Linked DNA regions of Homo sapiens: region 1 is linked to region 2. A link is a loop called in an ENCODE intact Hi-C map of the cell type or tissue named here. Cell type or tissue: IMR-90. All regions are shown on one strand. Links, peaks and the distances in the headings refer to the core of each region. The heading gives the core; the rest is flanking DNA. Region 1 holds the start of LOC105371986 (a long non-coding RNA gene). Region 2 has its middle 19 kb from the start of APCDD1.

Region 1 (16,690 bases), core at 3,948-11,947, 65 kb before region 2:
GGCAGAAATTGGAATGAGCTAAGATCACACCACCGTACTCCAGCCTGGGTGCCAGAGTGAGACCTTGTCTCAAAAAAAAAAAAAAAAAAAAAAAAAATCTACTGCCTTTGTGCTCTCTGAGACGAAGGATTTGACAAGGCAATTAATTTTTATTTTATCTTAGTTAAGTTCTCCCATTGCTAACATTATCCAAGCACAACAACACAATGTCATTTTCTAAAGTCAGCAGCAGCATGAGCCACACACCTTCACGGCATTTTGAAATACTTGCCTTTTATGCCAGGGCATAGGGTAAGAGATATGGACAAGTATTTCCCTGGGGCCTGAAAAGTGTTAGCTGTGGGAGTAAATGTTTGGCTCAGTAATTTTAAAATTTAGAACAAAATCTCCTAGAGAAAAATAACAAAACCAAAAGTTGAATCTTTAAAAAGCTACTGAGTGAGATTGCTGGCAAAAGTAATCAAGTAGAAGAGAGAAGATGCAAAGAAACCAAATTCAGAACGACTATGGGAAAATAATCTTAGATACAATAAACTTTAAAAAAAATTATGAAAGGATATTATAGATGGCTGATATGGTTTGGATTTGTGTCCCTGCCCAAATCTTACGTCAAATTGTAATTTCCAGTGTTGGAGGAGGGCCTGGTGGGAGGTGATTGGATCATGGGCACAGACATCCCTTGCTGTTCTCATGGTAGTGAGTAAGATCTCGTGAGATCTGGTTGTTTAAAAATATGTAGCACCTTCCCCCTTGTTCTCTTCCTCCTTCTCCTGCCATGTAAGAATTTCCTGCTTCCCCTTTGCCTTCTGCCATGATTGTAAGTTTCCTGAGGCCTCCCCAGCCAGGCTTTCTGTACAGCCTGCAGGACTGTGAGTCAATTAAACCTCTTTTTAAAATAAATTACCCAGTCTCTGGTAGTTCTTTACAGCAATGCGAGAACAAACTGATATAATGGCTATGCCCCAATAAATCTGAAAACCTAGATGAAATGAATATATTTCTAGAAAAATGAAAGAGAGAAAAAAAAACTTCAAGTGGGTAAAAACTTTCAAGTTCATTAAATTACTTGAAATGGTGATCAAAACTCTGTCCAATCTTAAACAGATTAAAATTCAACAAGTGCCGAATTTTGGCTTTATAACATCTTTTAATAGATGGGGACTATTAATTCCTTGAGTGTTTGATTGACACTGAAGGAATTAATAGTCCCTATCTATTAAGGTCCCAATTAAATTAAATAGTCCCCATTAAATTAAAATTAAAATTATTAAAAGATGTTGCCCTAAAAGATAGAAAATTAATTTTAAAAATTAGTATTACAATAAACATAAAAAGACTAAATTCTGTTGAAAACCTGATATCTCCAGATTGTATAAAAACAACAAAACCCAACTAAATGCTAAAAATTAGAAACTTAAAGCAAAATTTAGTATTATTTCTTCTATTTTGTTACTTTTTCTTATGTTTGTTCATATGATCCAGTTTCGTTTTTCTGCCCCCTTTCTCTATGGTTAATGGCTATTTTCCCTTTTCTGGTGTTCATGAGCTTTATAATCTTTTCACATTCCCACTCACCTCTCTCAACTCCTCACTCATTCCCACATGAGAAATTTGGTTGTTGTATTAGTCTGTTCTCAAACTGCTATAAAAATACTACGTGAGACTGGATAATTTATAAACAAAAGAGGTTTAATTGACTAACAGTTCCGCATGGCTGGGGAGGCTTCAGGAAACTTACAATCATGGCAGAAGGTAAAGGGGAAGCAAGGCACATCTTACATAGCAGCAGGAGAGAGAGAGAGACTGAATGAAGAAGTGTCATACTTTAATGCCATCAGCTCTCATGAGAATTCACTCACTATCATGAGAACAGCATGGGGGGAGCCACCCCATGATACAGTCACCGCCCACCAGGCCTCTCCCTCGACACGTGGAAATTACAATTTGAGATGAGATTTGGGTAGGGACACAGATCCAAACCATATCAGTCATCTTTGTTTACTTCCTTTCTTTCCTCTTTATTCTCCCTAACATCAAGATTTCTCTCTCTGTCTCTCTCTCTCTCTCTCTCTCTCTCTCTCTCTCTCTCTCTCTCTCTATATATATATATATATATATATATATATATATATTCCAGTCAATTTTGCTGTGAGATATATATATATATTCTAGTCAAAATCTCTCTTCAAGTTTTCCTCTATTTTAAATAACAAAGAAGGATTTAAAATAAAGGGATATGCAAAGAGATAGCAGACAAATGTAAACACATAGACAGTGGAACTTCAATATTCCTTTTAAGTTCTTGAAAGTTTATAAGAGCAGTTTAAAGTCTCTGCTTACTCATTTCATATCTAGGTCATCCCGGAGCTGGTATTTATTGACTTTTTTCTTGAGTATAGGTCACAATTTTTTGTTTTCTTTGTATTTCTATGAAGTTTTTAATTGTATACTGAATATTGTAAATATATGTAGAGACTCTGGGTTTAATTATGTTCCCCTGAAACATGTCAAGTCTTGTAGCAGGTTGTCAAATGGTCTCTCCTGTGATATCCAGCAGCTGAAATCTCTCAATTATTTCAGCCTCCAGCTGCTTTACTTGCCTGGCCTTTTAAAGTCTCACATGCATATGCATGGTCCAATGGTTAAGAGAGTTTATTATCTGGGAAGAGTTTACATGCAGACTGATGGACTCACTCCCTCCTGAAGTTTCCTTTCTTTTGGGATTTTCCTTCTAATTGTCTAGTTACCTTGTCAGACTTGAACTGTGGCTCCTGGCTCCTTAAACTTATAAGACTTTCTGTACCTGCAGTGCAAATTAGAAAGTGCCACCAGGCAAAATGCATGAACCCTTAAATCTCACTGTGGTAGACAAAGTTCTAAGATGGTCCTTAAGATTCCTGCCACCAGCACACATGTGCTGACTAATCTCTTTCCTTTGAGTGTGGTGAGACTTTTGATTATGACAGCACTTCACTTGTGCAATTAGGTTGATTATGTGGGAACAGTGAGGGAATTTTGCAAATGTAATTAAGGGTCCTAATCAGTTGACATTGAGTTAGTCAAAGGGGAGATTATCTTGGGTGGGTGTGATCTAATCACATGAACAGAAGTCAGAGAGATTAGAAGCAGCAGGAACACTCCCACTGTCCTTGAAGAAGCAGCCTCCACATATGAGGAGTGCCATCTGCCAGGGCTTCATGAGCAGCCTATAAGACTTGACGGCTTTAGTTCTACAGCTGCAAGCATGTGAATTCTGCCAATAGCCAGGGAGCTGGAAGGAGACCCAAGCCTCAGATGAAATGGCAGCCCTGACTGTCACTTTGATTTCAATCTGGTGTGACCCTGAAGAGAGGACCCAGCTAACACATATCCAGACTCCTGATTTACAGATACTATGCAATAATAAATTCATAGTTTTTCAGCCATTACATTTGCAATACTTTGTTAGGCTGCAATAGGAAACTAAGACATTTACTCAGTTTAATTCTCATCTTTCAAAGGTCAACTTTCCTATAGTTTCTGTTTGCTTTTGGTAGCTCGTCAGTGGCTTTTAACTGCAATTTTGGGGGTAGCATTTTGTGCAGATTTTGTAAATACTACTTTCCTTCTACTCCCTTAAACCATCCCGGCAAGGACACAAATCTAAATGCCCCTGCCTATGAAATGGCAGTGGCTCGTTTGGTGAACTACTTAGGAAATTTGGTTTCCAAATAACTTCTTGGGAATAAAAAAATTAAATGCAATTTTTATTTGTGATTCTCTATTGTTTCATGGGAGAAGAATCATAGTTTTCCAATGGTTTAGCCAGATAAAAGAACAAATGAGATTATTACACATAAATCCATCTTAAAGGGTTTTATAGTCACACGTATAAACCCCGTATGATGAGACCACTGAAGTGAATGCTAAACAAGAGGAAGATTTGCAAAGAATGTCAGTGTTTGGCCTCATGTTATTGTTTGTGTACAGTAATAACACTCATGGACATCTGCCGGGAAGCTTCTCTCCCGAGCTCTTCCAATCGTGCAGAAGTTAATGAATTTTCAAAGAGAAAATGACTTCCATTTCTGCATGTGGATCAGTTTGTTTATAGCTATGCTTGCAAAAAAAGAATCTGGAATTATTTATTGGTAATTTGCACATTACTAAATAACAGATGGTCTGCAAAAAATATGTATTTTGCAACTTTAAAAAAAAAGATTGGATTTCAAATGCCTAATGTGGAGGAAGTCTCATGTTTTATAAAAAGTCCTTCAAGGGACACCAAACTAGCCAGGCCAAGGGAATACTTCAAAGATTGAAAAGATCTTTTAAAACCCAAGAGATCCTTTCTCAGTGACTGGGGGCAGTTTCCATTGTTATGAATTGCTTTTTGTGAGATTGCTTGCGTGAGTCTCCTGGTGACATGTAAGAACAATAAAATATTAGTGAGATCCTCAGGGCTGGGGTCATCACCGTGTTTCTTCAAAAAATCTTGAATAATAATAATGATAAGAAGAAAATTTCATTTTAATTCTGTGGATATGCTGCACCTGATGCCCTAAAACAAAAAAGGAAAGAGAAGACAAGAGATGTCACATCCTGTTAGTTTTTACCAAACAGCTGCTTGAGCTCTCCTGGTGGAGAGCTGCCTCCAAGGACTCCTCCGTGGAGATATGTTTGATGGGACACCTCCATCTACGTTTTAGTGACAGTAGTGCTCATTCAGTAAGCCCTGATGCTCTGATGTCTGCTGGCAACATTTGCCTGCTCCCTTAGGAAGAAGCTCAGTGCTCTGATTTCGGGCCTGTGACCCTTTGTGTAAGTGCGTGTGAGCCCAGGGCTCAGAGAGCAGGTAATGAGGTTGAGGACACCAACTAGGGGAGGTGCCATTGCACTCGTGAGACAAGAGACGTGCTGCCCAGTGGAGAAGCCCCTTGCTTTCTGCAGCCAGGAGCTCATCCTTCTGAAAGCTTTGTGGGTGGGTAGCGCTATCTTCTTCCTCCTCCACCCCTCTCCCAAGGGGAGAAGGAAAGCCAATTGTCTAAAGGCTGTTGGACTGATGGGTGAGCAGGTGGAGGAGCGGAAGAGGGTGAGGGCCTCTAGAAGATTTGGGAAGGGCTGAGACCATTTTCTGTCCTCAGGATAACACAGTAGGGTGAGTTGTGCCTTTGAACTAGGACTTCTTTATGGGCTTAGCCCCTCACTCATAGGCGAGGTTGTTATTTTTTCAGCAGAAAGACAGAGAATACTGATTTAAGAGCCTGAAATTATTGGCAGCTGGTAAGAAGCCCACTGGGGCTCCTTTTGAGCATTTCAGATACCAAAAAGAAGAGAACTCAAGGTGGTTAGAAATGTCCTTCCAGGACTGCCTAGGACTTCCCCTTTCTAGAAGGAATTTGTATGAAAGTTAGTCCTGTTGAAACTATGTGAAATTTGAGGCCCAATCTGTCCTTTTAACCTCATGTGCCCCCAGAAGATTCCAGTTCCTGAATAATAATTTGCCAGTTTATAGGTGCATTCTAAGTGTCTGAATTTTCTGTACAGTTTCATTGTATTTACATCATTTAATCTTTAATTTTTTTTTCCCAGAGCACATTTATAAAATTATTACCAAATGGAAAAGAATTAAAAAGCATCAGAATATCAATGGGGTGGGGGATGCTGGAAGCTTCAGTGTTCATATGGCCAGAGATACTTCCATGAGGAATGAAAAGGAAAAGAGAACCATAAGGAATGAAAAGGAAAAGAGAAAAGCAAGGAAAAAGGGAAGAAAGAGAGGGGAAAAAGGAAAGGGAAGGAAGGAAGGAAGGAGGGAAAGAAGGGAGGGAGGGAGGAAGAGAGGGAGAGTCCCTGGGAGCAGTTCTCTGGTGTGTTTCTTAGACCGGAAGGATGCATTGCTCAGGCTGGAGTCAACGTGTGAGCTGGGTGAGATGGGCTAACTTTATTCCTGTTTTACAGAGGAGGCAGCCACATGACTTGTCCAAGGTCAGCAATTTCCTTAGCTATACTGCTGAATTACAGCCCAGATCTAGACCCTGAGCGGTTGTTTCCACTCAGAAAAAATGATTTGAGAAGGTCAGTAAAAGTCCATGAAGCCATCTCACAAGGGGCTCACCAAGGAGAGGACATCTCAGAGGTGGCTCTGAGAGCCTTTGTGTCTGCATGGGAAGACTTCCAACTTTTCTGAGCTACTGCATATCAGCTTGGGGCTAGGGTTTCAGGACCATAGAAACTGAAGTGACACCTGAGTCCACTTCCAGTGAGGGGCCAGTTTTGCCATGACCAAGCCTGTGGTTTTAAGATAGTGGGTGTCCAGAGGAGAAAGGGAGTGGGAAACAGGCAGTGAGAGTGAGGGCCAGGGGAGGGACATAAGGAGGGAGGGAGAGAGAGAGGGAGGGTGAGAGAAATGGAGAGGAAACCAGGAGAGAGAGAGGGAGAGAGAGAGGAGAGGGAGAGAGAGAGGAGAGGGAGAGGGAGGAAGGGAGAGGGAGGGAGAAGGGAGGGAGAGCAGAGAGAGGGAGGAAGGGAGAGAGAGAAGGAGAGAGAGAGGGAGGAAGGGAGAGGGAGAGAGGGAGGGAGAAAGGGAGACAGAGAAGGATAGAGGGAGGTAGAGAGAGGGGGAGAAGAAAGGAGAGATGGAGAGAGGAAGAAGGAGAGGGAGACTGAGGAAGAGGGAGAGGAAGAGCGGGAAAGGGAGAGACGGAGGAGAGAGAAAGAAAGAGCTAGCAGGGAGGAGGAAGAGAAAAAGCGGGAGGGAAAGAGGGGGAGAGGGAGACCCCTGCCTCATCACTGCATGTCTCCCCAGTGTCTCAGTTTCTCAGCTCTTCCCCCTTGTTCTCTGCACACATCCCCCTCCTCCAGCTGTGTCTAGGCTGGGCCTTGGTCGCCTTTGCTCAGCAATGTCCCTAGGCAGCCTCTGCAGAGTCTGCCCTCCCTGGCTGGCTGGGCACGCTCCACCTGCCCCATGCATTGCCTGGACCGCCACTGCTGGCCTGGAGCGGTCTCCCTCAGCATCCCCCAGTGGCTGGTGGTGCCCATTGGGGTGGGTCCTCTTCCCACATCCCTTACATCGCCCAGCTCCCAAGTGGGACTGGGACAGACTTATCCATACTCAGGATGTCCCCAGCTATTACAGTCACAGGCTGAGCAGGAGCTCTGCAGGAAGGGGGTTAAAGAGAGGCTGGTTTACTCTGCCTCTCATTATCAACTCTGGTAAACACAGAAAGCTTGGCTTGGCATAGGAGGAATTTAAACTATTAGCTCAAATGGAGGTTTGGGGATTATCTCTGGATTTCCTTTATTTGTTCTCTTTCCTCCTTTACCACAGCTAATCCAAATTTGATGGGAAGTAAGGCATAAGCTATTCCAGAAACCTCACAGAATCCTTTGTGATGTCGGCTCCCAGCCTGCTCAGGGATAATTTTTGTCACCTCTCGCCTTCATGTCCCAAGCCTGTGTCCCTCCAGCTTAGTGCATTGTGTGATTGTCTTTCCTGAAGCCTCTGCCAAATGGTTTTTGAACCAAAGCTGCTCTTGCAGGTCCAGGGCTTCGGTGAGCTCATTCCAGGCCTCAGAGGACCATCACATAAAAGTGGCCTGGCTTCCAGGTCTGACACCCCTTTCGATCCGAGTGAGCACTGGGGAGACTGCTGGCTCATGCCACAAACCTCCACTCCTAACCCACAGAGGAGTCTGTTAGCACCCACACCCCACATGATCCCCAGAGAGGGAAAAAGATTCTGTGCCCATAGCTCTTGAGACCCCAGAGGCTGGGATGGGAGCTGAACCCTGTGGGAAGGGAGGGTGCAGACTGCCCCCTCCAACAGCCCTGGGAGCCCCTAAAGTTTGCATCCTGCCGTAAAGTCCTTACAACTCCAGTCAAAAACACAACTGCCTCAGAAAATGTTTGCATTAATACTGAAGAGAAAACCCACTTTCAGTTTTTTCTCAAACTTTTAAAATCTCAAAGCTTCCAACTTTTCTGAGCATGATTCTAACAAGCTTTACTCAGTTTACATCAAAGTGGGTGGTAAAGTCCAGAGAGCGCTGTGTGAGTTGCTATTATTTATCATGTTCACTTTTGTTTTTAAATTACTGAAAGTCACTGACTTTGAGTCTAAAAAACTCTAAATATTCATTTAGAAATATTGCTCAGTTTAAATTTCTTAATATCTAAAGTCACCTAATATACTATTTAAAAATATGATTAATGCCAAAGTTAGTCTTTATGATTAAAATATTTAACATTTCTTAACATTTTTCTAGAGATCAAATCATTTCAATTGTTCCATATGTGCTGAAAAATGTGAAATAAAGCCCAGGTTTAATATATGTCCATGAGGCCAAACTTCTGCACTGTGTTTTTCAAAATTTTAAATTGTCAATACATTTTATCTGCTTTATCTAACAATAAAAATAAATAAGTAAATAGGAAGTCAAAAGGCAAGTTTTAATTTAAAAAAAGGCATTCTATTAGAAAATTCAAAAGTTTGACTTATGCCATTCAAGGATAAAAATGATTAGAGGTACGTGAAAGGGGACCGAAAAAAAAAAGAATAAAAATGATATCCCTGTACAAATCACATGATGTATTTGAGGGCTGATCTAATAGAATTAGTCAGGAGAAGACAGAGATAAAAAGAAACTGTGTCTCTTCTAACAAATGAAAGTAGACTAATGGATAAAATAAGGCAGATGATCAGTTGAACCTTGGAGTTCTCTGGTTCAGTCTTTGGGGAGTGAAGTCATCTGTGCCTGAGGCGTGTGCCCATCCCATGTTGGGAAAGCTCTAGAGGCCAGAGACCAAGCTCTGAACAACCTTTCTGGCTTTTAGACTCTGGGCTCTCGAATTCCAAGAGTGACAGTGACACGACTGATTTTTGAAACCAACGTTTCCAGAGCTACAGTAAAAGCAGTTTAAGAAATGTCGCGAGATTTTAATCTGGTTACACATTTGTCGTCAGTTATGACTTAAGGACCCATTTGTGGATTTCAGATCCTGGCAGCCTGTGGGCATGTGTCTGCAAATGCACGTGAGCTGAGCATAGAGGCACACTCCCAGGGCAGGTCACAGGCAAATAATTGTTCTTTAAACTAGCTTCGAATAGATAGCTTTTCTTTCTTTTTGGAACAATGTAAGGTGAAGTTATTTGAGAAGTGGTTTAGGCTTCCGTAAAGATTATAGTAACCAATGAAGAATTCACAATAGGAATATCTATCAGAACACACTACTTAACTCCAGCTGCTAAGACCCACCTATCTGCAGTGCTTGAAATGTTAATGAACAGCCCTTAATTGACCGCTGTGCCTGGAGTTCCACACCTAGCTCATTCCATTTATTCTGCAGAGGCCATTTTGAGCTGTGCTTTAAAGACAGAAAAAGTATAGATTTTAATTTTTTACCTATTTAAATGCCTCATCATGGCATGTAAACATTTAGGGGACTTGTACATTGCACATGTCACACTCATCACTGATAGCAATTGAGCAGGAGCTGCCTCCCCTGCCCCAGCAGGGTCCCGAGCCCTTGACACAAGGCCCCAAGGAAGGACTCAGCACACCAGCTGTAATTTGTAGAAACAAATGAAATCACTCCTTATTATTTCCTACCTCCCCACCCCAAATACCAGGCCGTGTCAGGCATCGCCACTTAATCCAGCAGGAGAGACTGTGGGATTGCTGGCTGCAGGGCCCTAGCAGTGGCCCAAACAGTTAAAGAGGAGATGGAGTTCACTGCTCTTCTTCTGAACAGAAAGTCAGGGCTTCAAGATTTCAACAAACATTAGCATTACTCATTTAGAGCTGAGCCTAATTCCTAAACGTGATCGGCACTAGCTTGACATGCGTCACACCAATTTTAACCACACTTCAATTTGGAGGGAAGTAAAAAACAAATAACATCTTAATAATATTGAACTGAAACATAACTTGGCTAGAAAACGAAGATGTTACTAGAGATTTTATACATATATACATATTTCTATGAAACAGAGATATGTAGAATTTCAATGTTAAACTTCTTTAAAAGATGAGCCTTACGAATGGCCACCGCCCATCCAGCCTCACAGAATCTTTGTGAATAACACTTGGAGGCAATTAATTCTCAACTGGAAGTACTGTCATCAAGTTTTAATTACCTTCTGGATAGCAAATCTCAGCAGACACTTTTCGGTCCTTTTTAACACCTTCTGCAATATTTGACACTCCTAGACACCTCCAATTTGACATTCCAGCCTCCCTTGACTTTGGTGGAACGTTGCTTTTCTGGGCTCACAGATCCCAGCCCACTTTGCGGTCTTCTGTTCCTGGGTCCATGTCATAAAATGTTGGGATTCATTATGACTTCATCTGTGGCCTTATTTTCTCACAGCATCCAATCTTTCTGTGTGATTTGGTTCAACCCCCTGGCTTCTGCTGCCACCTGAGAGCTAATAACTCTCTTCTGGGCATGACAGACCCTCCCCTAACGCTCACTGGGTCCCCTTCTTGGGTGTCTCCAAAACACTTCGAGTCAAGCATGTCAAAACGGAACACGTCCTCCTGCTCCATAAACTGGCTTTCCATGCATTTTCCCTCTTATGGATAACCTCACCGCCTTCCCCCATTTACCTAATGCAGAAGCCTCAGAGGTTTCTCTCTTCTTTCCCCTCAACATCTAACCAAGCTGCAGGTCCCATCAATTGCTTTTCCCTAAGTAGCCATCAAATCTACTCTTCCATCTCCAGCCGACTTCTCTTGGTTTAAACTGTCATCTCTCCTGTGCTGGGTTATTTAAGTAGCTTCCTAACAGATCTTTCTGATGTTTTCATTCCCGTAAACCCATCATTTACACACTGCCTCAGTAATCCTTCCAAGTGCAAACAAGTCCATATTAATCCAACCCATCACGGCCTTCAATAACCGCTCCATGACATTTAAGACATTTTCTGAGGGAAAGTTCTGTCATTATCTGGCCTCGTCCCAGCCGTCCAATCTTGATACCTTGATAAGCATGTTGAAAATGCCCCATCAGGTCCGCTCAGCAGGGCAAAGCCGTTTTGTGGAAGCCGGAATGTTTATTTTTGATATGGCAGTGCTGGGTTGCAGAGGGTGTGTAGCACAGGTAGACTACGCAGGTTGACTGTGGGGCTTCCAGAGCCTGGAGAGGAAAGAAGACTCTAAAGAAAAGATAAATGTCCTTTTCATTACTGCTTCATTTCTTGAGATAAAATCATTAAAATCATACATGTGTAATGACTAACCGAATACTCTTGGTAGACAAGGAGCAAACATGCATGTCCTCTTAAACATCACGTGTTCATTGCATATCAGACTTCTTCTTTTTTTTTTTTTTTTTTTAGATAGTGTCTCGTTCTGCCACCCAGGCTGGAGTGCAGTGGCGCAATCTCGGCTCACTGCAACCTCTGCCTCCTGGTTTCAAGCAATTCTCCTGCCTCAGTCTCCCTAGTAGCTGGGATTACAGGTGCCTGCCATCACAACCCGCTAATTTTTGTATTTTTAGTAGAGAGAGGGTTTCGCCGTGTTGCCCAGGCTAGATTCAAACTCCTGACCTCAGGTGATCCACCCACCTCGGCCTCCTAAAATGCTGGGATTACAGGCATGAGCCACCGCGCCCGGCCTAGATTTTATAACTCCTTCAACTTTGTGTTTTCAGTCAGAAAGAGTCAGCTATGCTGTAGAATCTGGTCACAAAGAGGTAGTGGTTGCAGTTTTAAAAACATTGTGTGCACCAGCATTGAAATCATCTGCAGAAGGGATGCAATGCATGCTACAGGAGAGCCTGCAACATGGGGTACCTAGCAGCGACCCTACTCCTCTGTCTTGCTGCCTCCTCCAGGGACCTGGAAGGCTGGCCCAGGGGTTCTGGGACTTTACCCCAATCTGATTTGGTTTGCTTACAGCCTCCTTGACTGGTGAGTGCTGCTGCAATTGGAGCTACTGACCCTTTGTGGATTTAATATAATTTTTGCTTACCTACATGTAGGGGCCTTTAGAGTTTTTAAAATGCTCTCACAGATATGACTATAACCGCTCATTTTATGGAGAGGGAAACTGACTCTCAGCAATGGAAACATCTCATCCACATTTACAAGGCTGAGAAGTGGAGGCTTGTGGCAACAGAGACTCAGGTTTCTGAATCCTGCTTTATAACACATGTGGATGTTCAATGCACCTGTGTTACGTACGAGAAGGAAGAGCCCACAGAATGGGCTGTTCCATGTGTGTTTTATGCTTTGTGAACGGGAAGCAAAGAGCACCAGGGAGGCTGGTTGCACCAGAGTGCCTTGACTCTGGCGCTGGCGCTGGCGCCTTGACGGCAGGCGGTGAGATGCCTGGAGGAGACATAGACTCTTTCAAAGTGGAGAAAGAGCCCTTTGGATAACCTAGGTCAGGGAAGCTGGTGGTTTTGTTCTGAAGAGAAGGCTGCAGATGCATTGTCTATGGTCAGAAGTGTCTGTTGGCCTGTCTCTGGGTGAAACTCCAGCTTCGGGACATGACAGCACGTGGAACAATGGCGAGGGATCAGCTTCCCTCTTGGAAATCAGATGACCACGGAATGCCATAGGTCCGCCAAGCATCAGAACTTCATCAGCGTGGCACAGAGGCTCGCGAGCTGAATTGCCTTTGCAAAGTGTGCTCTGCACGCATGATTTTAAACAGCCTGGCCTGCTCCTTTTATCCTGTCATGAATATTTATGTTCCTGTTTTGTTCGGATGGGACAGCCTCAGGCAAAGCATGATTCAGATGGCGCTGGTGGCAGGCAAGGGCTTCACGGGACAGCTAATTGTCTTCTCAGGATTGCTGAGAGCAGGAAGGGGTGGTGCTGACCGTGCTGGTGCTGGAGCTGGGAGAGCAGGCGTCTGGATTTCGGCTCCCCTTATGGAGTCAGTTTGAACAAGCTGCTTAACTCCTTCAAGCCACCATTTCCTCATCTGCAATGTGGAGACAATAATAGCACTGTATACCTACCTCACATAGGCAATCTTTCATGGCGTGCCGTGAGTTCACTGAAGTCTGTCTCAGCACACACTCACACATGCACGCTCATACCCGTGCTGAGTGAATCCAGTTAATTCCCAGAGAACTGCAAATAAAGTGTCAGCACTTTAGGATGCTGCATCAAATACCATTCTACAAAAGAGGAGAGGTGGGTATTTACTTGATGTTTTATACAGAAGGGTATTAGGCAGCAGTAATGAAGGCAACGGAATCTAAGAGACGTCCAAACTCTACAAAGATTTTTTTGGCCTCCTAGTCAGTTGCAAAATTTTATAGGTTTGAATCTAAGCCCTGATGTCTACCTCAGGGGTTGGCAAGCTTTGGCCTGCTGCCTTTTTGTGTATAGCATGTGAGCTAAGAATGGCTTGTACTTTTTTAAATGATGGGAAAAAAATCAAAAGAATATTACTTTGTCATATGTGAGAAGTATGTGAAATTCAACATTAATGTTCATAAATGATTTCTACCAGGGGAAGCTCATTCATTGGGGTGTGGTCTACAGTTCCTTTCATGCCACAATGGCAGAGCTGTGTTGCTGTGGCAGAGACTACCATAGGCTTAAGATGCCTGCTCTCTGCTCCTTAACAGAAGAGGTTTGCCAACCCCTGATTTACACAGTTAAGTTACTTCATCTCTGTAGGTCTCAGTCTTCTCATCTGTAGAACAGAGAAAGAGACTCCTAACTCCCAGGCCTACTGACTGAGATCATAAAGGCAACCCATGTGACAATCACTGGTATACCCTGACCATGACATGAGTCTTGATCCCTTCCTTCTGGCCCTCTCAGGCACCTCAACAGCAGACACAAAGAACAGAGATATATGTCTGTATTTGGGGGAGGACACACCAGTCTCCCCTGGTGTCAAGAACAGGCCAACTACAGCGTTGCTCTCATGCTCACATATTCTGCTATTTTCCCACAGCCCAAATGTGGAGGCAGCATCATGTATTTGTAATTGTGAGGGAGGCACACTTTGTCATGATGGCATTCAGGCTTATCCATCTTAGGCCCTTTTTTCCTCCAGTATATCATCTATTTATTACCACAGTAATGTTGTACAAAGACAACCCCCAAAGCTCAGTGGTACACAAAAATATACACTTACTTAGCTCATGAGCCTAAGGGATTCAACTCATCTGGTGGATTCACTCCCTTTGCAGGGCTTGGCTAGCTTTTGGCTGCCCTAGGACAGCCTCTGCCCCTCGGCTTGGGGCGGGTGTCTTTTGGTCTCTGGCAGGCTGGTGCAGGAGTGTGCTTGTGACAGTTGCAAAGGTGTGAGAGCCATCGGGCCTGGTCCCCTAAGTGCCTGTCAAGGCTGTGCTTGCATATCACCTGTCCCACTGGCCCAGGCAAGTCACAATGCCAAGCTCAGCATCAAGGAGCTGGAAAACACCCTTCATCTCTTAATGGGACACTGCATAGACACATGGGAAGGGCCATGGCTGGGGGCGAGACCAGGGCCACAAACAGTCTTGGGGCCCCTTCACCCCAGAGCCTTTCTTCTCTCACTCGATACCTGTTTTCAAAACAGTTTCTAAAGCCCATTCATAAGTAAGAATAGGCTTGAAAGGAGTGACAGAGGTTTGAAGTATTATTCCTCTAAGTAATATTTAAATTTTAACCAGGAACAAATCTTGACTAAAGGCACATCCCTCTCTTGGTGGGATTTCAGGCAGCGGAGAAGCAGTAGCTGGGGGTGGAGAACTGTCGGATTGGAGAACCTGCCTTTCCATTTCCTTTGGGGGCATACGACTTAGGTGGTCCCCGACTTGGCCAGCTGGCAGCAGGAGTGGAAATGGAAGCTATTTACTCAGGGAACTCTGACCGCACGACTATTAAAATCCCTTGGAAACCCTGACAGCTCTCCACTCCACTATCATTAAAATGGCTCGCGCTCCCCTGCCAGCTGCTGGGCCTGGGAGTGACCCTCTCCCCCACCTATTCCCACAGTCGCATTGTGCCAAAAAATACATTTGTCCTCCAATTGTCGTAGAATTCACTGAACTTGGAAAAATCTCCAGACATTCAATTCACCAATTCTTTTAAAAACAGTCTCTTTCTGTGGCTTTGGGAATCAAGGTTCCAGCTGAAATGTGTTTATTTATCAGTAACGTCTCACTTTCTGTACATGTTCTACATCCATGTGGGGAATATTGCCACTTTTTTGTATATTCATGCCCAGTAGTGGGACTAGAAATCATTGGTTCTAGGAATTCTGCACATGTGACTGGGAATTCATGTGCATATTGTTTTATATATACATACTTTGCTGGTGTGACTGAGAAGTCCGCGGGAACTACCCTTGTGTGTTCTCTAACCCGCCCTAAGCATTCAATCATTCACTTTTTTGTTCATTAAAATTTAATGTACTTTTATTGTGCATGTAGTGGTTGGCATGCTCTATACTGTTGATCCAGAGATGAATAATATGTGGGCTTGCTCTCCAGAAACTGAGCACAGCCAAGAAAAGAGAGGCTTTTAGACAATTCTGTCCTGTGTGGCCAATACTTCTTTACCTTTCTGGTGTTCAGAGACATTTCTTCAAGTGAAACTGTAGCCTTGCCTGAGTAGACACTTTGTGGAATCTGAACAGGCGATCTGCCCTCTGCCCTTTCTTCCTGGGGAAGGGTATGGTTTTGGACTCTCAAAGTTCTGTCATCATACTCTCTGTCTCCTTATCCATCCAGCTTCAGCCAGTTCTCTTCACCACTTCCAAAGCGAGGATGAAAATTCCACCTGCTCGTCAAAACTCAGCCAGAGCTCAGCCTCCCTCCAATGAGAAAATGTCCCCTGTGCTACAAGCTGAAGCCACAAAGACCAGTGTCAACGGAGGAGACCCTAGTGCCCACAAATAAAGCCCAGCACTGTACATCCACGTAAAGTCCTGTGAAGTCAGAAGTAAGGGAGAAATTAAGGATTTAGTAGGGTCCCACAAAGTCTTTGGAACCAGATCTGATTGTTTCCTTTAGTTAAATTCACTCAAACATGCAAGCATTTGTATAAACATCAATGTTTTTTTCAGTGATTCTGTGGGATTCCTAAAATGTGCATCTCTTTAGTCTAAGATGAAACACTGGTTATAGGATGAAAAAAATTAAACATGCATTCTTCAGCTCTCAGACCTCAACCACAAACTGAAGTCCCAGAAAGAGTCATTAAATCACAATGTGTACTTAAAATAACAAATTTGAAATAAAAAATGTTCCAAGACATTAAACTTCAAAATGATCTCTGACTGTAATCCCTTCTGGACTTGGATCTGGACATCATTTGGGTCCCCTGAAAACATCAAAGGATAGATTGGCAGGGCATCCCAGGAGGGGACACAGCAGTCCCTGCTGAGTGGGAACATAGACAGCCGGGGTGCTGGGCTCCATATGGGACGTGCATTCCTAACAAACAGTTCGCGTGTGGACATCAGAGTCCAGAATCAGCTATAAAAGTATATAGATAACTTTTTCTTTCTTTTTTTTTTTTTTTTTTAAGATTTTGAGAAAGTGGAGGAATGAGCATAAGTGGGTTTACCTGGGGCTGTAAAGAGGACTTCTTTTCAGGAACCCAGGAGGACCAAATCAGGTCTGTTTCCCCAAAGCGCAGAGAGGTCCTTGAGGCCGTGGTTCTCAATTCTAGAAAAGGGATATGTGCATATCAAAGTCATCTGGAAGCCTTTTCCAAACTTCTACTCTGCCCCTCTGGGGAGATGGAGAT
Region 2 (16,690 bases), core at 3,659-11,658:
TGTATTTACAGTTTCAGGAGACCATGACAATGACCCATACTTTTTATCCCAAGGTCAATCCCTCCATCTATGCAGGTCTGCCTACCTCTTGTCTACAGCATAGTGCAGAATGGCTGATATTTGGAGGTCATTATTAATTCTCAGGTGTCAGGACTTACTTACAATTCATGCTCCAAGTAGGCTGTCAGTGAATATCCGTTATAATTAACTGAGCCACCAAAACTAGATGAAAAAAGTTTCCTCTGATGAATAGGTGAAGCACAGAACATTTTACGGCAGAGAGACTATTCTGTATGACACTGTAATGGCAGACACATGGCATACATTTCTCCAAGCCCACAGAACCTACACCACAAGAGTGAACCCTAGTGTAAAAGATGGATTTAGTTAATAATAATGCGTCAGTACTGGTTCATCAATGTAACAAATGTAGCATACTAATGCAAGATGTTAAAAATAGGAGACGTTGGTGGAGGGGTGGATTGTGAGGGGTTGTATGAGAACTCTGTACTTTCTGCTCAATTTTTTTAATAAACTTAAAACTGCTCAAAAATGCAAGATACATTTTTTTAATTTTTATTTTTGAGAAGGAGTCTCGCTCTGTCTCCCAGGCTGGAGTGCAGTGGTGTGATCTCAGCTTATTGCAACCTCCACCTCTCAGATTCAAGCAATTCTCCTGCCTCAGCCTCCCAAGTAGCTGGGATTATAGATGTGCACCACCATGCCCGGCTAATTTTTTGTTTGTTTGTTTTTTGTAGTTTTAGTAGAGACAGGGTTTCACTACATTGGCCAGGCTGGTCTCGAACTCCTGGCCTCAAGTGATCCACCTGCCTTGGCCTCCCAAAGTGCTGGGATTACAGGCGTGAGCCACCGTGCATGGCCAGGAAAATACATTTTATTAATCAAGGAAAAGAAACCCTTCTCTTGGCTGGTATGCAAATCTGCAACAACAAAATTATGAGAATAAAAAAAAAGAAAGAAGTAAAAAGAAAAGAGAAGAAAGAGAAAGAAAGGAAGCAAGAAGCATTATGTGACGACAAAGAGCCCAATTAAGAAGACATAACTTAGGACATGGAAGAAATTTGAATACAACTTGAGAAAAAGAAGATGATCCCTAAGTGTTTCGGACTATAGAATTTTGAAAATACATGTTAATAAATGACTATAGTGAGGCTGAGATTTAATCAAGAGAAGTGTAAAATAATGCCAAGTCCAACAAGGCAGTCAGGAAGGTAATTGACTCTATCATGTCACAAAATAAATTGGCAGCAGCAGGAGCAGGGCACAGGATTCCATCTCTCCCAGTCGGGATTAACTCCTGCCGCAGAGCAGGACTGGAAACACGAACACTGAGCATATGATGCACTAGCCTGTGAAATGAAATCTCCCTAAAAGTGAGGGTTGGGGCTTTTCTGCTGCCCTAAAAGCCAGCACTGATTATCAGACAGGTTCAGCACATTCATCCATGGCTTGGAGTCACCATTAGCACTTGACCACTATAAGGCGTTTATGTACAAATTAGAAACAGGCACAGCTATAGGAGAGTATGCTGATGAACAAAAAGATGCTTTTCTGGCTGTACCAGTTAGATAAAAGCAACCCCTCTGGGCAGAGCAGTTCGTACGAGTGTCCTTTTTCCAGTTGTGTCTTGGCAAAAGTGCAGGCTGGATTTTAGCTCCCACAATGCCCTCTTGCAGATATCATTGTGTAAGGCACAATCTGCACAACTGCTCCTGACATCTTTACTCAGGTGGAATAATTCTGCAAGAGTGTAGCCTCTGGTTCCTGAATCCTTGGCTCAGATCCCTGGTTGATAAGCAACTGCACTGATGCCTGGAATTTTTGGCCCAAGAAACCTTTGTCAAGTTAAGAAGGTAAAATTACTCCTCTTTGTTAGATGTGGAAATGTATAAGAACACAGAATTTGAAAAAATGAATATGGAGGCAAAATAATTCAAACACAAGATTATTTGTATCAAATTCGTATTTGTAAAACAGTAAGAGTTGTGGGTTAAACCTGAACTCTTAAAATTAGATTTTAAGATTTGTGGCTGGGCGCGATGGATCCCAGCACTTTGGGTGGCTGAGGCGGGTGGGTCACCTGAGGTCAAGAGTTCGAGACCAGCCTGGCCAACATGGTGAAACTCCGTCTCTACTAAAAAATACAAAAAAAAAAAATTACCCGGGCAGGGTGGCGGGCACCTGTAGTCCCAGCTACTCAGGAGGCTGAGGCGGAGAATCGCTTGAACCCAGGAGGCGGAGGTTGCAGTGAGCCAAGATTGCACCACTGCACTCCAGCCTGGGCAACAGAGTGAGACTCTGTCTCAAAAAAAAAAAAAAAAAAAAAAAAAGATTTGCAAGTTAATCAGGTAAACTTAAATTAAACCAAATAAGCCATAAATAATCCTTTCTGCACATAAAATCACCGATCTAATGTTAACAAGAACTCCATAAAACAAGAGGCAAAATAGTATCTGGGAAAAACACAGATTGAGGTGAATTGTAGAGCTGAGGAAATAAATTGAGCATTGAAATAATACCATTACAGAACCAGTAAATAGATTGGAAACAGCAAGAAACAAAATATATAGTTAAGGTTAGAAATCAATTATTGGCCGGGCGTGGTGGCTCATGCCTGTAATCCCAGCACTTTGGGAGGCCTAAGCGGGCGGATCACTTGAGGTCAGGAGTTCGAGACCAGCCTGGCCAACATGGTGAAACCCATCTCTACTAAAACTACAAAAATTAGCTAGGTGCAGTGGCGCATGCCTATAATCCTAGCTACTCAGGAGGCTGACAGAAGAATCGTTTGAACCCAGGAGGCAGAGGTTACAGTGAACTGAAATCAGGCCACTGCACTCCAGCCTGGGCAACAGAGTGAGACTCTGTCACACACACACACACACACACACAAAAAAGTCGAGTACTAACATAAAAGAATAATTTAAAATAATCAGAGTAAATACAAAGGAAAAAGATTAATTCCTTATAACAAAGAGAACCTAATAGATATAAAGCTAGTGTCCTTAAAAAAAAAAAAAAGCCAGCAACTGAAAACCTAAAAGTATACAAAGACATATCAGGAAAGACATTTTTCTGAAATGAAGGAAGAAGCAGCCTTCCAGATCATAGAGGTGTATTTTCCAGAAAATAGATTTTAAACTGACGGCTCTAAAGACTTATCCTGGTTGTCATTAACCTTCAGGGGAAACATCAAGAATTCTTCAGTTGTCCAAATAGAGAAACTCCTGGGGCCTGGTTGGCTGGCCTTAGACTTGTGCATAACAATCGTCACAGCCAAAATACATTGGAGCAACGTTATAAGGGAAAGAAACTCTGATCTAAGCATGTCACACCCAACCAAGATGTCATTCAAGTACAAAGACAAAAGGTCAAAGGTCCTGAACATGAAAGAACTCAGGAAATATAGCACCCTTGAGTCCTTTCTGCAAAACTACGTATTGATGACATGAAGCTCACCAGGGGCTACATGGAGAAACTGAGGACTAACATTTCATGCCAGAAGATAGGCCAGCAAAGTTTACAAGGTTCTAAGGGAAAGTGATCCAGGAATTTGAGATCCAGCCAAGTTTTCCTTTCAAGCTTTTAAGAATGAAATCCAGCCAACCAAGTGATAAATCAAAATAAAGAAATAAAGAATGGAACAGCCACAGTAAAAGAATAAATGGTAGGGCGTCACTTACAAGTAGAGCTAAGGCTAAACAACCTGTGGCTATAAATGAAATAAATGTGTTATGAAACTTATTAGGAAAAATCATAATAAAGCATAAGAGAAGTGTCAGGAAGAATAGAAGTACTCAAATGTCCCACTGTTCACGATAGGAGTGAATCTAGCCTATCTAATACTGAAACGTGTTGTAAAACAGCCAGTGATTTCTACCACTTATTGTTTTCCCAATCATTTTTGTTAACCATAGAAGGATATCTAGGCTGGGCACAGTGGCTCATGCCTGTAATCCTAGCACTTTGGGGGGCTGAGGTGGGCAGATCACCTGAGGTCAAGGACTGTATTTTCCTTTCTTCTTTGGATTTTCTGCATTGCTTAAATTTTCATAATAATTATGAATTGTTTCTTCAAAAATAATGAAGTAGTTATTATTAAAGGAAAATAAGCGTGGTCCCAGGTAGTGAAAAGTTGGGTGGGGAGGGAGAGAGCTGTACACCCCAATAGTCAGTTTAAACAGCTCTCCTACAGACACAGAGCTAATCTGAAAGGCAGAGAAGCCACTTCCTGACTTTGTGTGATTTGAAGGCACAAGAAGGTTATCAGTCCATCCAAAATGATCATTCCTTCAAATGATTAACTATGAGCACGTCAAGGTGAACTCATTGAAAAAAATCCCCTTCCAACCTGTTAGTGGCTGAAAGACTGCAAAGAATGCAAACAGGGGCAAGGCAAACTGTTACCTTTCGGCTAGGGCAGACCAGTTTACAACTGAGAAGCAGGTGAGGGTCTTTGCTGGGTGTGCAGGGTGACCAGCATGGATAGATCCCCTCACCCTGATCTGTAGAACCCTCACTTTTGATCTATAGGAGGCTGGCCCCTTGCCACCTGAACATACCTTTTGCATCAGTTCTTCCACACCTTTGCCTTGGCTTATTACAAAGGGTGTGTCCTACAGTTTCAACAGGGGTAAGACCAGCTGGATATGGAGGAAAGTGTGAAGATGTCAGGTTGACTTTGGGGGCTCACCCATCACCCATCTCTTCACACACACTTTTCAAGGCTATGCTTTGCCCCCTCCCAGTGAAGACTCAGATATTGCCTGCTACTCCCAGGCTACAACTGGGACTCCATCGGAGTTAGCCCACTTGGCTCATGCCTGATATTTAACGTTGTCATTGCACCCTTCAGGCACCAAAATTGGAGAGTTGAGCCTATAATGTGAGCCAGGGTCCTGCCAAAGACGAAGCTGGCAAACAACTCTTGCCCAGGAAACTCTCTTAAAGGAGCCCATCTGAACCTTTATTCTTCCACCTTATCTTCCCTTGGCTCTTAACTGACTTTGGTTCTCAGACTGACCTCTGTGCTGTATGCAGTCTTTGGCTCTCTGGGTTGCTGTTTCTTGGCCAATTTTTCTTCTGCCTACTATCTTGGCTTGTTTCCATCCTCATCCTCCCTGTGCCACAGGCCTCTCGCCGTCAGCTGACCCTGGGATTGCTTTTCCTAACTCAGTCAGGGTACCAATTACAGCTGTCATGGATCAGGATGAGGAAATCTATCCATGCTGGTCACTCTGCACACCCAGCAAAGACCCTCACCTGCTTCTCAGTTGTAAACTGGTCTGCCCTAGCCGAAAGGTAACAGTTTGCCCAGCCCCTGTTTGCACAGCAGTAGAATGGAAATTGCGCTGAGTCCTGTGAAGCTGGCTGACTCACGCTGAAACTCGAGATTTATTTCCAATTAGTGCGATGTGTAGTAGAAGGTGCTCCTCAAGCAGCCTTGCAACACTCCCATTGTGTCCACAGAGTTCTCAAAGATTGTGTTTGGCAGCACCACGACACAGTGGGCCAAAAAGGGAGAAGGGATTAATATCAAGCAATAGAAATTCATTTAAAAGCCAATATTAGTCACTCAAGTGTACATCCGAAGACTACAAAAGCCAAGTATGCATACTGCTTCACTAATGTGAAACTTGGAACAAAGATGAGAAAAACCAGGCATGCACAGGGTCAGACTAGGAATAAAGAGCCACCTGTGAAATGTAATAAGTGGTGGTCTCCTTCTGAAAAAGAGGCACGATGCTTCCATTAAAGGAAGTCGAGGACTAAAGAGATGCTCTGAGCACAGCTTGTCATCACCACTTGTAAAGACCACTGGACAAACACTGTGCCAACCTACCTAACAGGTGTATGTAGAAAGCACCATGGAGATATGATTAGCAGGTGGAAGAGAGCGAGTACTGTGGCAGGAATGTTCTGAGCATGGATGTGCATCACACACAGCTCCTCCACTCACGGATGCTGTGGCCTTGGCCAATCACACAAACTCTCAGGGTCTCAGTGTTTGTCTGTAAAATGCGTGTTCGGTCAGCACCATTCACTTGGCCCCAGGCCACAGGCCTTGGAGTCCTCCTACATTCTTCCATGGGTCACTAAGTCCAGTGCACTCAGGCTTCCAGCATAGTTTGCCTCTTTTCCTCCTCATCCATGTGCTGCCCCCAAACACCTGCCTCAGGTCATGGCGTCTCCCACCCAGGTCACCTCCGGAGCTTCCTCCCTGCCTGAGTCTCACCCTCTTCTAATCAGTCATTCATACGACTTTCAAAGTGATTTTTTAAAAACAAAAACCTTGTGCGGGGCACAGTGGCTCATGCCTGTAATCCCAGCACTTCAGGAGGCTGAGGCTGGCAGATTGCCTGAGCTCAGGAGTACAAGACCAGCCTGGGCAACAGGGTGAAACCCCATCTCTATTAAAATACAAAAAATTAGCTGAGCATGGTGGTGGGTGCCTGTAATCCCAGCTACTTGGGAGGCTGAGGCAGGAGAATTGCTTGAACCCAGGAGGCGGAGGTTGCAGTGAGCTGAGATCACGCCACTGCACTCCAACCTGGGTGACAGAGCAAGACTCTGTCTCCTCACCGCCACCACCCCCCCCAACCCACAGCAAAAAAAAAAAACACCTTGTGATTCTCCCATGTTTACCGCCCTTTTTATGACTCCCAGTGGCTTTCCAGTTAAAGCCCCTTGACCTGGCCCAGGACAATCAGGGTGTGAATTATGCCCACCTGTCTGGTCTCATCCTCTTGCTGTTCCCAGGTGGCCAACTGTCCAAGTTTGCCCAGGACTGTCCTGGTTTTTGTCCTGCGTTGGGGAACCTCTCAGCCCCTGGCAAGCCAGGGAAATTGGTCTCCTCACCTGGGCCCTTCCCTACAGCCCTAAGACTTCCCCAAAGTCTTCCTACCTGGGGCTTCCCCCTTGGCATTTACAAAAGTATGCCTAGGATGGTCCTCTCCTTTTATTCCTCCTGCAAAACCCACCCAGCATCTCCTCCTCTAGGACAGTGGTTCTCCAAGGGTAGGCTCCCAACCACCAACAGCAGCAGCCCCTGGGGGACTTTCTAGGACTTTCTTGGGCCTCACCCCAGATCTATTGAATCAAACTGTAAGAGTGGGGCCCAGCAATCCTCCAGGGGGTTCTGGGGCATGCTGAAGTATGAGAAGTTTGGGAGCAGTGACCTGCTTCCCAAAGCAGACTTGCCTAGTCCCCTCCACACATTACCATGGGCCTGGTTCCTATTTTTATTATTGTACCCATCCCACTAAATTGCAATTATCTGCTAACATGTCTATCTCCCCAACCCAACTACAATTTCTTTGCAGTGTTGCCACTTTCTGTTGCTTTCCAGGTAATATCAGTCTATGTTTATATATCCTTGGCAGTTTTATTAGCTCTTTTATTAAGAGAACATGCTTCTTAAGTTATATTTAGTCTCCTAAGTCAAACCATGTCGGAGAGAAATATGTAATCCTAGTGAGAGGATTGTCAGAAAATGAAGAGGAGCAGGTGCTTATATGCTTCCTTGAAGTATCTGTATGGGTAAATATTGCCCTAATTCTCAATAAAAGTCACAGATCTTGGATACTGTCATTTAATACTGGAACAATAGACAGCTTTTCTCCTGCTCTAAGGATTGCCACCACTTTTCAAACTATCTTATCCCTTGAACTCTAAGGCTGTACACTGAACTTTCAGGCACTTTAAAAAATAAAAAACAAAACAAAGCCTCTGACTTCTCCCAATCACTCCTGAGCATTTCACAGTCTGAGTTTGCACTGTCTTTGTACTAGGAAGAACCCTCACTTTTGATCTCAATTAAAAACACTACCACATGTCTGCTATTAATAATGACAGCAATTTACTTCTGTTGAAATTGAAAGGCTTCGATTCACTTTGAAAATCCTAAATGCATTTCACATGGTTTACAGTCATATTTCAAAGCTTTCTTCTCCTTTATAGGTTTTTCTTTCCTTTGTGTTTTTAAAATAGGCTTAATCTTCAAAGTTTATGGTGGCCATTTGGTGTCTGAAGATGTAGATCTAGGCATACACATATGTATGCATATGTGTGTATGTTTATATTGATTTTATATTGATGTTGATATTTATATGTTGTGGTCAAACAAACCGTTCTGCCTTCTGGGCCAGCTTGTTATTGTTCATGTGAATATAATTTAACTGGTTTTGTTTCCAGAATTTTTACTTGACATGTTGAAAGTCAGTGAATCTAATGAAAAAGAAAAGGAAAAAAAACCTTGCAATGAGGAAACATGATTGTTTTCAGCAAACCACATGTGACATTTCAGATGTATGTTTTATATGGTATTGTCTTGAAAGAGCATACAATTGGCATGATTTTTAAAAGTAAATCATTAGGAGAAAACCTAAAACAACTAATTAACATTCATCAAATACATAAGAAGAAATGTGATTTTGACCACATCAAATGGCCAATCTTCATGCGCTGAACATTTGAAAAACAGATCCTGATTCAAAAGGATTTTTTCTCCCCCAAACAAGTGCTAATGTTCTGGAAGGGCTAGATGGGTCCGGAAAGGACACCTGGAAGCAGTTAGGGTAAGACTTCCCAATATTCAGTAGGAAGCAAATCCTATGCCAGGGCCTTGGCTTGCCGAAGGACTCAGAAAACAGGTTCAAAACTAGGTAAATGGTTTGTAAGGTTATAACTTGGAAGATTCACTTTTAAAGTTGTCTTAAAGCCATTAACAACAAAGTTTGGGTTTTTGACTGGAATTCATTCAATCGAGTAGCTTAGCTGTCCCATTTTTGCTGAATGGACACAAAATAAGCCCACGTGCAATCATGCAATTAACTACAATATAGTTAATCCAGGAAATGTTGTATCTTTATGATGGAACAGCTGAGCATTTTAATTTATTCATTAATTTATTTGTTCATTACTGAAATAATGATTGGGTCCATTAGATGCTCTACAAATTAAATCTTTTTGCACTTGTTCAGTAACTATTGTGAATTCCTAACAGATAGCATATTTTATTATATTGCCTTTTTAACTTAAGTTTGTGCCCAAGAGTTGAACAGACCAAATATTTTAGGATTATATATTCATGGAGCCATAAAGTGAAAGGCGTAGATAGATGTTGGAGTGGTGATTAACGAGAAACTAGATGGAAGTGACAATATATTGGTGAATCAAAAGTAGGCAGGTAAACAAACTGAAAATTCAAATGCTGCTGTATTATTATCTCCACAGGAGTATGCAATTAAAATCAATTAAATATTAATCATAAAGAACTCAGTTAAAATAACCAGATTTCAGTGAACATACAGAATATGCAAATCTTTGCAATGAAGTTAACATGGCATACACTATCCTGAACAGACTAATGCAGGAAAAGAAAACCAAACACTGCATGTTCTCACTAATAAGTGGGAACTAAACATTGAGTACACAAGGACACAAAGCGGGGAACAGCAGACAGTGAGGCCTACTTAAGAGTGGAGGGTGGAGAGGATCAAAAAACTACCTGCTGGGAACTATGCGTATTATGTGGGTGTTGAAATAATCTGTACACCAAACCCACAAGACATGCAATTTACCTATATAACAAATCTGCACATGTATTCCTAAACTTAAAATCAAAGGTTTTTTATTTAAAGTTAATGTGGCATAAACATTCACCAAAATTCCACTTTACAGCATATCATTTATATGAGCCCTTTAAAAAAAAACTGGTATTATTTAGTAAACCAATTATTCAAAATGTATCAAAATTAGAGGCTGGAAATAGCCTTTTAAGACAAATGCAATTAAATTAAACAGGTTACTATAGTCAAGTGGTCAACAATTTCTGTATGATTTTTCATGTACTGCTATCAGCTATTTTTGACCCTTGCTTATTAATATAATGTTAAAAATCTCATAGTCAATATGTTTATAAATAGTTAAACATTTAAAATTATACACACTTTCTCAGGTTAATACTCTTTGTCCTTCACTTCTTATTTGAGACATGAAATTAGCAAATTTCAGTAATCTCCTTGAAGTTTTAAATTTAGCTTTAAATTTTATATAGTGCAATTAAAGCGCCTTCTAACTTTAGAAGAAAGTTCAGTGGAGAAGAGATCATCTTCCATTTGCCTCACCTGAAGGAAAGAAATCAAATTTCTCCAAATTTATAAAACATTTAGAGCCGAGGTCTATTATCACTATTTTTTTTTTACCACATTAGTCCTATTGATTAAAGAAAAAAAAAGTGTCACACTGCTATTTCCTTAAGGAGACATATAGGAAGACTAAGATTTTTAAAATGATGAGATGAAGGTAAACCAAGCAATATTTTAAAGGTTATCAATGATACATAAATCTTGTTCCTTCATGGTTGACTATGCTTTTTTGAAAATCTTGCCTTAGCACTTTGTGATAAAGTGATTTAAATATCTGGCTCTCAGCTCATTTATCTGATTCTTTGCTGTAGTGGCTCTGGTGGCTGAAGATGGCAAGACTCACATTACATAGCTACAAATGGAAGAAACTCTATTGGCTGGGCATCCTAAATCACACCACTTATTTTTCAATCCCATCCACCAATTTCATCAGTGTTTTAGAAATTTACATAAAAAGTTTTCATTTCCTTACCTCAATCAAGATTTTGCAGTGTTCTGTTTCTTTGCAAACTAATCAGAAAGTTTTGCACTTTAATTTTTGGACATTAAATTGGACATTTGAGAGAATTTTCTTTCCAACTGTTTGAAAAGAGTTTGGAAGAGTTTGGAAGAGTAGAGATATGAAGGTTTTTGTATTATTTTAGTAACAAAATCATATAATGATTGAAATAATCACAAACATCTATTTTCATCTTTTTCTACAGCAAGTGTTTCTTTTGAAACCCTTCCTTCCTTCCTTCCTCCCCCCCCTTCCCTCCTTCCTTCTTTTTTAAGTCACTTTTAAGTCACTTTTACTATTATTTATTTTTGAGGCTTGCTTCTCTAGGAGATAGCTTCCCACCGACCACCCAACAAAAACCCTGCTAGGTAGCTCTCCACTGACATGGAATGAATTTTTGTTATAGAAAAGGTCAGAATTTCTAAAACATGTTGCCTTTTATTAATAAGAAATAATGCACTACTTATTTGTATATTAGACAACTTTTCTAAGAACTTTACCATAAAATAGCAGTAAACTTCAGTGTGGTAGAAAAGATTTTCATGTTAACTCAGAATCTCATTACAAAATATTGTAAGTATTTCCATTTAAAATTCTTAGTGAGGCCAGGCATGGTAGCTCATGCCTATAATCCCAGCACTTTTGGAGGCTAAGGCAGGTAGATCACTTGAGGTCGGGAGATCAAGACAAGCCAGGCCAACATGGCGAAACCCCATCTCTACTAAAAATACAAAAATTAGCTGGGCATGGTGGTGTATGCCTGTGGGAGGCTGAGGCAGGAGAATTGCTTGAACCTGAGAGGCAGAAGTTGCAGTGAGCCGAGATCACACCATTGCCCTCCAGCTTGGCCAACAGAAGGAGACTCCATGTTAAAAAAAAAAAAAAAAAAAAAAAAAAAAAAAAAAAAAAAAAAAAAAGATTATTAGTGAATATTAGTGAAAGATCCAGTGGCTGACACCCTAGGCAGATGACATGCCACCTGTCATGGACTGGAAGGGAACAGGGAGAAAAGGTGCCTCCTTCTGTGTGGGGGTCCCCATGGGCACACGGCATTTGATGTGTGATTCAAGACTTCCTGACATACAGACCAACTGAGGATCATGGGCCAGCCTATGAATTAAAAATTAGGGAATCTTCAGTATTTCTTATTTTTAACATAAGAATAACAATAAGGCAAAGTACTACTATTTCCTTCCTGTCCCAACTAAGGCAGGAGGCACACACACACCACTTTGGAAACCTCCTCCCTGGCTTTCCCAGTCATGCCCTGTGTTTCTATCCTCCAGTCTCCAACCTACTTTCTGCCTGGGAAGAGGCAAAGCTATAGCTGCATTGAATGATGTAACATCAACACGTGCCAGTAATACCCTAAAAAGCTCTAGCTAAGTCTATGTTCTCCCTAGAAAACCTCTACCTACTAGGGGTTAGGGAAAGCTTTGATGATGTTCCATGAACTTTGCTGGCAGGGCTTACCTAGGAGTAAAAGCTCTCTGAGCACAGGGAGGGGCATGGGGAGTTTCTTCAACCTCTCTCAGTACACAGGGTTGGGACTCCAATAGCCCAGGCCTGAGCCTGTGACAATGAATATGACACGCTGAGCTCACCTCCCGGCAACCCAGGCATCCCCGACTTCTCAGGACCACAGTCCCAGGTGTCGGAGATTTGAGTCAGCTCTCCTGTCTGACCTCTCATCTCAACGTCCAGCGTCGTCCTCCATCTTCACGTCTCAACACGTTACTTTCTATTCCCAATTTGTTTTCCCTGGCTTCATCTCCTAGATACCTTCTATAAGGAGGCCTGCCAGTTTCCTCCTTCTGAGCTTTAGAGAAGATGGAGGGAATTTCAAGTGGGTTGAGTCAAAGGAAAACACGTGGGCCTGCAGAGCCCAGGATCAGCCAGTCCTCAAACCTGGCTTCCTCTTGACACAGTCGCAGGGGCCGGAATCCACTCAGGAGCTCCAGTGCAGAATCAGGCAGCCCCATGGGGCAGCCATGCAGAAAGCCTGAGTAACTTCAAGGGGCCCCAAGGCAGAAAGCCCCCAGGAACACAAAGGGAGTCCTCCTATGCCTAATGCAGTTAGTAAGAAAGGAACTCTCATTTCTGTGTCTTGTGAGGTGGTCACACAGACCCAGCCCCTGCCTAAGCCCCATTGCCTCTCGGTTCGTGTCCCCATACCTGGACTCTATGCCTTCTCTGTCTTTTCCTCCTATCCTTGACCTCTTTCCTGGTTCAGGACACAGCTTTTCTCATGATCAAAGAAAACTTGGATTCTGTTGGAGACAGGAAGCCCAAACCCAGAGCATGAGGCTCCCGTAAGGGATTTTTCTTCAAGCGTGCTAAGAAGTACAAGAAGAGGCCATGGGGAGAGGAATCTTAAGGACCCTCCGACAACACAGGCATGATTCTAACCATCATCTCAGGAGGTAATCAAAGCTCAAAGACCAAACCATCTGAGGGCACTGAATGCCGACTATGTCCCAGGGACTGTCGTAAACGTCATGTAATTTATTCTTACAGTTCCCTTAGATAGTTATGATGATGATGCTCATTTTTCAGATACAGCGACTGGCATCCAGAGATCTGCTGTAATGACCCCACAAAGCTAGTAATTTCACAAAGCTAGTAAGTGATAGCCCGGGTTGCACCAGGTCTCCTGACTCTGTCCAGTCCTCTTTCCGCCATCCACAGTCTGTCTCAACTGTCAGGTATGTAGAAGGTCTTTAAACATGCGAGCTCACTTCCCACTTCTGAGGCTGTGAGGAAATGGTACTCCCTTCACTTTGGGCATAAAAGCAATGAACATAATCCAGGATATGAGAGAAAATTTTCTGCCTTGTCAAATACTCCAAACATCAGTCTATCATTGGCCTCTAGGGAATCAGTTCATTATTACAAGCTGAGTGTGCAGACAGTAAGTAGACAATTACAGGAAACCCTAGGGACATCTGTCAGGGTCTTGTAGTAGACATTTTTCATTTTTTCTGGCCTCCCAACTAGGGAACTCCATGGACGTGATTAGTGGAGGAGCCCACCTCCCACAGAAAAGCTAAAAATGCCTGCCCCCTCACAGGTAGGGGGTTCAGGTATGAGATCTAGGTATTGCCAAACAGCCCATCCACCCTAAGTTTGGATCATAAGCTTGTGGTGATAAGACGGGTTCTCTAGGAATCCTTTCTGCTATGGGTGGGGGCAGCAGGGGCAGCCAGCCACCATTTCAGAGGGGACAGGGCCATAGTTCTAGTGGCTATTTCCAGAGCCCAATGTCAGTGGTGTCTGTGAGGCAATCTGCACTGTCCGGTCTGATGGTGCAGTGACTATGTCTTTACAAGGCCAGCTCTATGCTTTGTGATTAAATTAACCAAACTTAGCTTCTGCTGCTCTACAACTGAAGGCCCTCCTAGCTTGTGCAATCTGATAAGTGGATCCAGGGCTGTCTGGAGTACTGCAGTCTGCTCTCATAATTGGCTGTGGACATGGTCCCAGGCAAAGGCCAGCACCGGGAGGAGCTCACCTGCTCAGCTTCTCTCTGGGCTGCTCACCCGTCACCACTATTGAACTTTCCATGGTCATCTCATCGAATCTTCACAGCAGCCATCAGAGATCAGCTCTGCTGCTGCCACCACTTTACAAAGGAGAAAGTGGGTGTTCAAGAGATCCAGTGATAGTGCTGGGTGTGGTGGCTCATGCTTGTAATTTCAGCACTTTGGGAGGCTGAGGTGGGCAGATCCCTTGAGGTTAGGAGTTCGAGACCTGACTGGCCAACATGGTGAAACCCCATCTCCACTAAAAATATGAAAACTAGCCAGGCGTGGTGGCACGCACCTGTAATCCCAGCTGCTCAGGAGGCTAAACCTCCTGCTCTTGAACCCAGGAGGTGGAGGTTGTAATCACCCGAGATCGCACCGCTGCACTCCAGCCTGGGAGACAGAGGGAAAGTCTGTCTCAAAAAAAAAAAAAAAAACAACAGAGAGAGAGAGAGAGATCCAGCGATGCATCAGAGTCACACCGATACAGTGAAAACCTCGTTGCAGCGCATCAGACACCAACGTCCGCACTTCTACATGCTACAGCACTCCAGCCTCACCAGCCATTCCTCCCAGACTCAGAGCTATTTATTACCACACAGATCAGCAACTCGTTGCTAACCCTGACAGGGGTCTCACCTTTGATCCAGCATGAACTGATTTTAAAATGGGGAACAGGTTTCAACCTAGACATTCAGACCTCTGCTGCCAATAGCACAAGTTTGAGACACACCTCAAACAGCCAATTCAAGTCATGTCAAATGCAGCTGTGACCTTCAATGCGACTGAAAAAATGTTTGCCTAAAAAACTGTTGAGTACTTAGCCTTAAGGAACAGAATAGAAAGTGCTCTTCCACCATTAGGCAGTCTGTGGCACTCTCTCCTGGGAGCCTGCTGCAATGTCCTGCCTTAGAGGACAAACACCCTATCACTGATAACACAGTCTAGTGGTTTTACGTTGCCAGACCATGAAACACTATCAGAATCCTCCCTGTGCCTCTGATCAGCTGCCTCTCTGCCTTGGCCCTGTGGGTCCTAACTACCGTGGTGCTACATCGTTAAAAATCTCTTTTGTCATCTGTGTTGAGGCTGGGGGAGGCCATCATGGAGTTGGGACAATAGAAAATCAGTGCTCTGAATGCTCATTCAATGCAGATACAAGGCCCAATAATGCCTCCTTGTGCATGGGTCTTTTTGAACAGACGGTTTGTTTTAGTGTTACAAAGCCATGTTGTCTAATCTAGTGACACGTCTCCACTTTATGTAAAAGGAGTGGGTTCTGGACTTTATGGTTTTAATATTGTCTTTTTTGTATGAATGTTCATGTTAAAATGCTCAAAGAAGATTGTAAACTGGCTGGCAGTATTAACTTTGTCCAATTCTGCTTTGTTTTTCTCTAACTTATTCAGTTTATTCATATTACCATGTGTATTTTGTAAATGTATGAAGTGGGCACCACACACACGTGCACACACACACAAAGCTTGATTGTTTAACAGCTGCCTAAAGATGGCTTCATTTGGGTAATAATATACAATGTCCTTTAATACCATTTTTTTGTGTGTGTAAATTCAGGCTGTATTTTAGTCATTATGCATATTTTATGAACTTTAAATTAAATTGCACCCCAAAAAGAAAATGAAAGCTAAACCATCCCATTTCTGCTTTTGTAACAGAAGTTTTGTAAAAACTTCATAAGAACTTGTATCTCCACTTGAAATGAAATTAACTTAATGGGTCGAAGACACCACATCTTCATAGTGCTAGAAAAAGTTGTTCTACTTCTAAAGAAGAAAATAAACAAAGGGGAAATTTCAAATAAACATGGACAGTACACCTCTCAGTAGGACTAAAAGAAACTTCTCTTTGCATTTCCCATGTCTTTTAAAGAGTCATGAGGCTTACTGCAGTCCAGAGAAATGTTTTTAGGTTTTTTGTTTGTTTTTGTCTTTTTGTTTCTATTTATTTTAACTTCAAAGAGTTTTGTATCTAAATGGAATAGAAAGTGCAAAAAATTGCATGGGAAGTCTGGTAAGAACATATCTTTGCTTTCATCTGCAAGATTGGCAAACCTCTAGCAATCCTCCGGTGTCTGTCAAGGTCTGTACCACTTATTTATTTAAGCCAGGTACACTAATTTTTATAATGAGCTATAAATAAGCTTGTTATGGCAGACATTTATGAGATTAAGGTCCCAAACATAAAGATAGACTACTTATCTTTTCCTTAGATAATAGTGAAATACCAGAGTAATTTGTTTGGGTCTTGGGCCAGCCATCACTCACTCCACCCAGCCCCAGGCCACTGTCGCCAATTTTGGAGCCTTTGACACATCTTGAGATCCATCTAGAGCCTGCAAAATCCATCCTGACACAGCCTGCTACTTGCAGGTATCCTCAGCCTTTTCCATCTCACAGTGTTCTTGGACAATACGGAGGATCATCACCATATTCAATGCCAGCTCTTGCCAGGTGTGGAATGCATCAACTGCTCATCTA

The links. A loop is a pair of places that touch in the nucleus more often than their neighbours do. Peaks named below come from ENCODE experiments on the same cell type or tissue, not always from the same donor. Only the 100,000 strongest peaks of a DNase experiment are listed, where the experiment ranks them.
Region 1: a loop joins it to region 2, with 7 times the contacts of the local background. A loop is called at or near these places in 2 of 110 quality-filtered maps.

What each region holds. Positions count from the first base shown.
Region 1 is chr18:10,362,110-10,378,799 of GRCh38, forward strand. LOC105371986 (a long non-coding RNA gene) reads right to left here and starts at 11,285. Exons shown (of 3, transcript XR_001753347.1): 1 at 10,118-11,285; 2 at 9,237-9,345. RefSeq lists enhancers at 6,444-6,944, 6,945-7,445. In IMR-90, for the core only: no CTCF peak of the experiment used is centred there; no DNase peak of the experiment used is centred there.
Region 2 is chr18:10,427,545-10,444,234 of GRCh38, forward strand. No RefSeq gene overlaps it. Among named protein-coding and RNA genes, the nearest start is that of APCDD1, 19 kb to the right of the region's middle. In IMR-90, for the core only: no CTCF peak of the experiment used is centred there; no DNase peak of the experiment used is centred there; H3K27me3 peaks cover 1,520 bases.